Regions from separate parts of the Homo sapiens genome. Here region 1 is linked to region 2. Evidence: read pairs that join two places in POLR2A ChIA-PET (ENCODE). Cell type or tissue: CD4-positive, alpha-beta T cell. All regions are shown on one strand. Links, peaks and the distances in the headings refer to the core of each region. The heading gives the core; the rest is flanking DNA.

The links. ChIA-PET counts read pairs that join two places held together with the same protein. Peaks named below come from ENCODE experiments on the same cell type or tissue, not always from the same donor. Only the 100,000 strongest peaks of a DNase experiment are listed, where the experiment ranks them.
Region 1: POLR2A ChIA-PET joins it to region 2 with 5 read pairs; 16 of 35 experiments call an interaction of 5 or more read pairs at or near these places.

What each region holds. Positions count from the first base shown.
Region 1 is chr21:34,021,719-34,024,635 of GRCh38, forward strand. The region is part of intron 2 of LOC105372790 (a long non-coding RNA gene); the gene reads left to right. Among named protein-coding and RNA genes, the nearest start is that of MRPS6, 50 kb to the right of the region's middle. In CD4-positive, alpha-beta T cell, for the core only: no CTCF peak of the experiment used is centred there; a DNase peak (open chromatin) is centred at 1,373.
Region 2 is chr21:33,944,338-33,947,254 of GRCh38, forward strand. It overlaps LINC00649 (long intergenic non-protein coding RNA 649), which reads left to right. Exons shown (of 3, transcript NR_038883.2): 2 at 1,473-1,558. Among named protein-coding and RNA genes, the nearest start is that of LINC00649, 15 kb to the left of the region's middle. In CD4-positive, alpha-beta T cell, for the core only: no CTCF peak of the experiment used is centred there; a DNase peak (open chromatin) is centred at 1,714; H3K27ac peaks cover 140 bases.

The DNA of each region.
Region 1 (2,917 bases), core at 283-2,782, 77 kb after region 2:
AAAAGGTACCAGACACCCTACTACACCTTTTGTATCTCTAAGCATTTTGTATTATCTTTTAATCCTTTTCACAACCTTGTGACAGATGAAACAGTTATTATTATTCCCAGTTTATGGATGAAGAAACTCAGGTTTAGATAAGCTAGGTAACTTGCTCAAGAGAACACAACTAGGAAATGACTCAATTCAGGTTTGAACCCAGCACTGTGTAATTCCAAGGTATTCTCCTAACCACACTCCGTGTCTCCCAGTTGTTGATGAAACGTATACTTCCAAATACTTCATTCCACAATCATCAGGAATGATGGTTCAGCTTAATGCTTTAAAATTAACCTCTGGCTGAGAAGAAGTTAATTCAGTTTGGTTTAGTTCTTGCTTTTATTCAGATTTATCTTATCCATGTATTTTGGTTAGTAACCATTGAGGCAAAGGGATATTGCTCTGAAAAGCCACTCCTAACTTAAAACATTTTGCTTTTATTAGAATGTCAAAAAGGTTTTTGGTAAAAGACACTTCTAAAAAAAATCAGTGGAGAATGGTAATGGTGCCATTTCCCATTCTGTAATTTATTTTAATGACTGTCTTCTCTCATCTGTGTCGAGAGTGTCCTAAGGCAATTTTATGGGTTTTTTTAATTAAAAATTTTGCTCACTTTTCAGAAACCAAAAGAGAAAACTATCACAGAAAATGTTTTTCTCTTCTGTTTGTTCTGTGTTTCAAGTACTATGTTTCTATCATGATTAAAGTCATTTTTTTTTTGTCAAAGAAGTCCAGCTGTTTGAACCATCTGAACCGGAAGAGTGGAAAGGAATTGAGGTGTTTCTCCCTCCTTCTAGAAAGTTAAGGGTAGCAGAATTTGAACACCACAAGCCTCAGAGAGAAGTGACAGAGGTGAGGACAGATGACCTAATTGGTTATTCCTAGTTATTAGAATTAGGCGGCTTATCTCTTTTTTCCTAAATGTTTATACCTATGGGAGAATTTTCCAGCTTCCTGGGAACACAATTTTTTTTCTTTCTCGAGAGAGATAAGTGTGTTTACTCTCTGCAGTATCTATTCAACTGCAAGGAAGTATTGCAGGGCAGAAGCAAGCTCTTCAATACAAAGCAGCTCATTTCAAAGCATCCAGGCTTACTTTTGTTGTCTGTGCCTATTCATCCTATAAACTGCTCTTCATCAAAATAGTTAACTCTCCCCTGTTCTGCCCCCATCCACTCTTGAGAATGAGGGGATGGCAGGAAACCATCAATACAAAAATCTATGTGGCAACAACAACCATTTGGCCTGTTGAGAGGTGCTTATGCAGAAAGAAACACAAGAAAACAAAGAGGAAGTGTGTGAACTTCTGACCCTCTTTGCCACATGCCATTTGGTGGGTGGGTGGCATGAGCAAGCATCCTGCAGTGGGTGTTTTTATGGGACCAAGTGACAAAGAGCCAAACAGGGTGAGAACTCATGAGTAGCAAGTGGAAAACTACCAAGAGCTGTCCCATCACTCCTGCAACAAACTTCACCTCGCTCAAGGGAGGGTAGCTGAGGCTCCCTTCTCCAAATCCTGCAAGACACAGGCACTCTGATGGGGCCAGCTCTTCACTGCATGGGAGGGCTTTTGTTGAACAGTGAGTTTCTGTGCCCCGCTCCCTTTTTGGCCCCTTTTGCCCAAGTGGAGTGACACTTTATCAATTGGGGGGGCAGGCAACGAATAGAGGATATTAATGATTGCTAACGGACCCCCATCTGCTGTTCCGCCTGCAGCTTTTATGAAACCCACATTTTAAAATTAACACATGGAAAAGACAGTCTTAGCTCAAAAGTGTCAGCTAGGAAAGGAATTCAATTGATCCCCACTCTGTAGTTGTCTGAGTGGATCTGCTAAATGTGGACTTGCAGGAGGGCAAGAATTGTTCTGAAAACTGATATGAGAACACAGGCCAGCCTGTGCAGTGGCTACATCAAGGAATTCCAGAAGGTTTTACCTTTGGATTTAAATGTTGGCTTTAGCATTTGGTGGAAGTTTTCTGGGGAGATGAGAATATGATAACTCAGGGAGGAACAGTAAAAATTGGCTGAGGACGGCTAATGCCCTGGGGTTAGTGGTTTGCGTTTTCTTAGAACATGCAGGAAGGCAGGGGGCTTTTCTAGAAAGCACTCTGGGTCTGAAGATGTGAGAGCTGTGATTGAGCTGGGTTTAGCCTTTATTGTGACACTCTGGGCAAGAAACTTAACTTTTCTGAGTGTCTGTTAAAAGGTGACAATAAGACCCACATCTCTCAAACGAGACAGTGGGTGAGAAAGTGATTTGTAACACAGGACATTACAATAAATACTACATAAATTTTTTGTATAATAAAACTTGTAAATAATGTAGGCTGTCAATGCATCCGTTTGTTCAAGGAACATATATCTACAAGGAGCTGTTGATATACAATAAATAACAGACTCAGTCTCTGTCCTCACAAAGTTTACAGTTGACACTCACACGCAAACACAAAAGTCCTTTAAAGTGCGGTAAGTGCTATGATGGGTAAATAAAGGCTTCATAGAAGTTTATAAAGATGACGCCTACCCTGGTCTTGGGAAATTTCCAGGAGGCTTCCAGGAGGGAGTAATGTTCAAGCCAGGCTTAAATGCCATCTCCTCGGTGAGGACTCTCATGTACTGCTTAGTTAAAAACTTAACCCCTTACCCTCCTGTTTTATTTTTCTTTAAAGCACTAGCGCTATCTGATGCACTCCCTGTATTCACTTGCTGATAGTTTGTGTCTGTCTCTCTTAACCAAAGTGGAAGCTCATGAAGTGAGATATTTTTCTGTTTTGTTTTCTACCGCATCCTCTGCGCCTAGGATAGGTTATGACACATAGCAGGCACTCAAGATATGTTTGTGGAATAAATGAATATAAAATGTAAGTGTGATTTG
Region 2 (2,917 bases), core at 174-2,673:
GAAAAGGAGCAGTTCAATTAAAAAATGGGCAAAAGACCTGAACAGACACCTCACCAAAGAAGATATATGGATACCAAATAAGCATATGAAAAGATGTTCAACATCATTTATTGTTAGGGAATTGCAAATAAAAATGACAAAAGATACAACTACATACCTATTACAAGGGCCAAAATCCAAACACTGACAGCACCAAATGCTGACGAGAAAGTGGAACAACAAGAACTCTCATTCTTTGCTGCTGAGAATGCAAAATGATACAGACACTTTGGAAGACACTTTGGCAGTTTCTTACAAAACTAACATACTCTTACCACATGATCCAGCAATTATACTCCTTGATATTTACCCAAATGAGCTGAAAACATATCCACACAGAAACCTACACAGGATTTTATAACTGCTTTATTCATAGTTGTCAAAACTTGGAAGCAACCAAGATGTCCTCCAGTAGGCGAATGGAAAAACACACTGTGGTACATCCAGACAGTGGAATATTATTCAGTACTAAAAGGAAATGAGCTGTCAAGCCATGAAAAGACATGGAGGAAATTTAAATGCGATTATGAAGTGAAAGAAACCAATCTGAAAAGGCTACGTATGATTCCAACTATATGATATTTTGAAAAAGGCAAAACGGTGGAGATAGTGGTTGACAGGGGTTGGAGGGAGGGCAGGATCAACAGGCAGAGCACGGAGGATTTGTAGGGACGTCAAACTGTTCTTTATGGTTCTGTAATGGTGGATCCATATCATGATACATTTGTCCAAACCAAAGAGTATACAACACCGAGAATGAACTCCAATGTAAACTACAGACATTGGGTGATAATGATGTATCAGTGTAGGTTCACTGATTGTGACAAAGATCATCCTCTGGTGGGGGACGTCCATAGTGGGGGAGGTGGTGCATGTCTGGGTGCAGTGGGCATATGGGAAGTGTACTTTCTGCTCAATTTTGCTGTGAACCTAAAACTGCTCTAATAATTCAAGTTCATTAATTCAAAAAGAACCCCTGAATTGTTTTAACAGGGATATTTGAATATTGAGTACTGACCAGATATTTACTGATATTAAGAAATTGTTGGCCAGGTGTGGTGGCTCACACCTGTAATCCCAGCACTTTGGGAGGCCAAGGCAGGTGGATCACCTGAGGTCAGGAGTTTGAGACCAGCCTGGCCAACAGGGTGAAACCCTGTCTCTACTAAAAATAACAAAAATTAGCTGGGCATTTTGGTGCATGCCTGTAGTCCCAGCTATTTGGGAGGCTAAGGCAGGAGAACTGCTCGAACCCAGGAGGTGGAGGTTGCAGTGAGCCAAGATCATGCCATTGCACTCCAGCCTGGGCAACAGAGCGAGACTCCATGTCAAAAAAATAGAAAAAAAAAAAAAAAAAAGAAATTGTTGGGGTTTTTTTTCAGGTGTGATACTGGTATTGTGGTTATGTTTTTAAAAAGTCTTTATGTTTTTAGCTGGGTGCGGTGGCTCAGGACTGTAATTCCAGCTACATGAGAGGATTGCCTGAGGCCAGGAGTTTGAGACCAGCCTGAACAACATAGTGAGTACCTGTCTCTAAAAAAAAAAAAAAAAAAAAAAAAAAAGTCTTTATATTTTAGAGTTATATACTGTAATATGTATGAATGAAATGCTATGAGGTTTTAGATTTGTTTCAAAACACTCCAATGTGTGTGTGTTGGGAGGAAGTAGATAAAACAGGGCTGGTGATAGGATGATAATTGTTGAAGCTAGCTGATGAGCACATAGAGCTTGATTACACTATTACTTCAAGTTTGTACATGTTTGGACATTTCCATAATGTAAAAACACAATTACATGCTTCAAGTCTCAATCCCTAGGTCTCTTACACTCTGGGAATGGATTTAATAAATTTAGCAAATGCACCTGAGGTTAATAATGGATTTATACATTGCTGTGGCTACAGAACATTTACATTTTGACACAGGTCTTCAATATCTTAATCTAAATAAGCAAATATTGTGGAAATTTCAGACATTACCCCAATCTGACAGGGCAAATATTTTTATTAGTTCTAACTTTCCCCTTCCCTAATTTACTTATGTATAGAATTGGTCCTCATCCCTGACTGTGGGGAGACTTTTGATAGTTATTACCTTTTCTTTCTTTCTCTTTCTTTCTTTCTTTCTTTCCTTTCTTTCTTTCTTTCTTTCTTTTTCTTTCTTTCTTTCTTTCTTTCCTTCCTTCCTTCCTTCCTTCCTTTCTCTCTCTCTCTCTCTCTCTCTCTTTCTTTCTTCTTTTTTGAGACAGAGTTTCACTCTGTCACCCAGGCTGGAGTGCAGTGGCGCCATCTCAGCTCACTGCAACCTCCCCCTGCTGGGTTCAAACAATTCTCCTGCCTCAGCCTCCCGAGTAGCTGGGATTACAGGTGATGCCTGGCGAATTTTTGTATCTGTAGTAGAGACGGAGTTTCACCCTGTTGGTCAGGCTGGTCTCGAATTCCTGACCTCAGGTGATTTGCCCGCCTCGGCCTCCCAAAGTGCTGGGATTATAGGAGTGAGCCACCACCTCCGGCCAACTATTACCTTTTCTAAGAATGCTTTATGACATCATGGCATTTCAAATTGTGTAACATTCAGAACGTTTTCTGTTGTATCCTTTCCTAGGTCTTCATTACTTTCCTGGGACTTGACAGGGCATATTGAATCTATCCTGTAATGCATGGGAATAAATAAGGATTCCAAAACGTGAATTGGATTTAGTTAATTTTTGTTTCTCCATGTCTCCATACACACAGGCAGCATGAGTGAGCATCTAGTATGTATTGGATATGTGCTGGGTTGATACCATAAAGAGATTTATAAAATGGTGCCGACTTTGAGGGGTTCACACTCTGGGGGAAAGACTGTGCTGTCTAAGTGAATAAATTTGGAGATTGAGG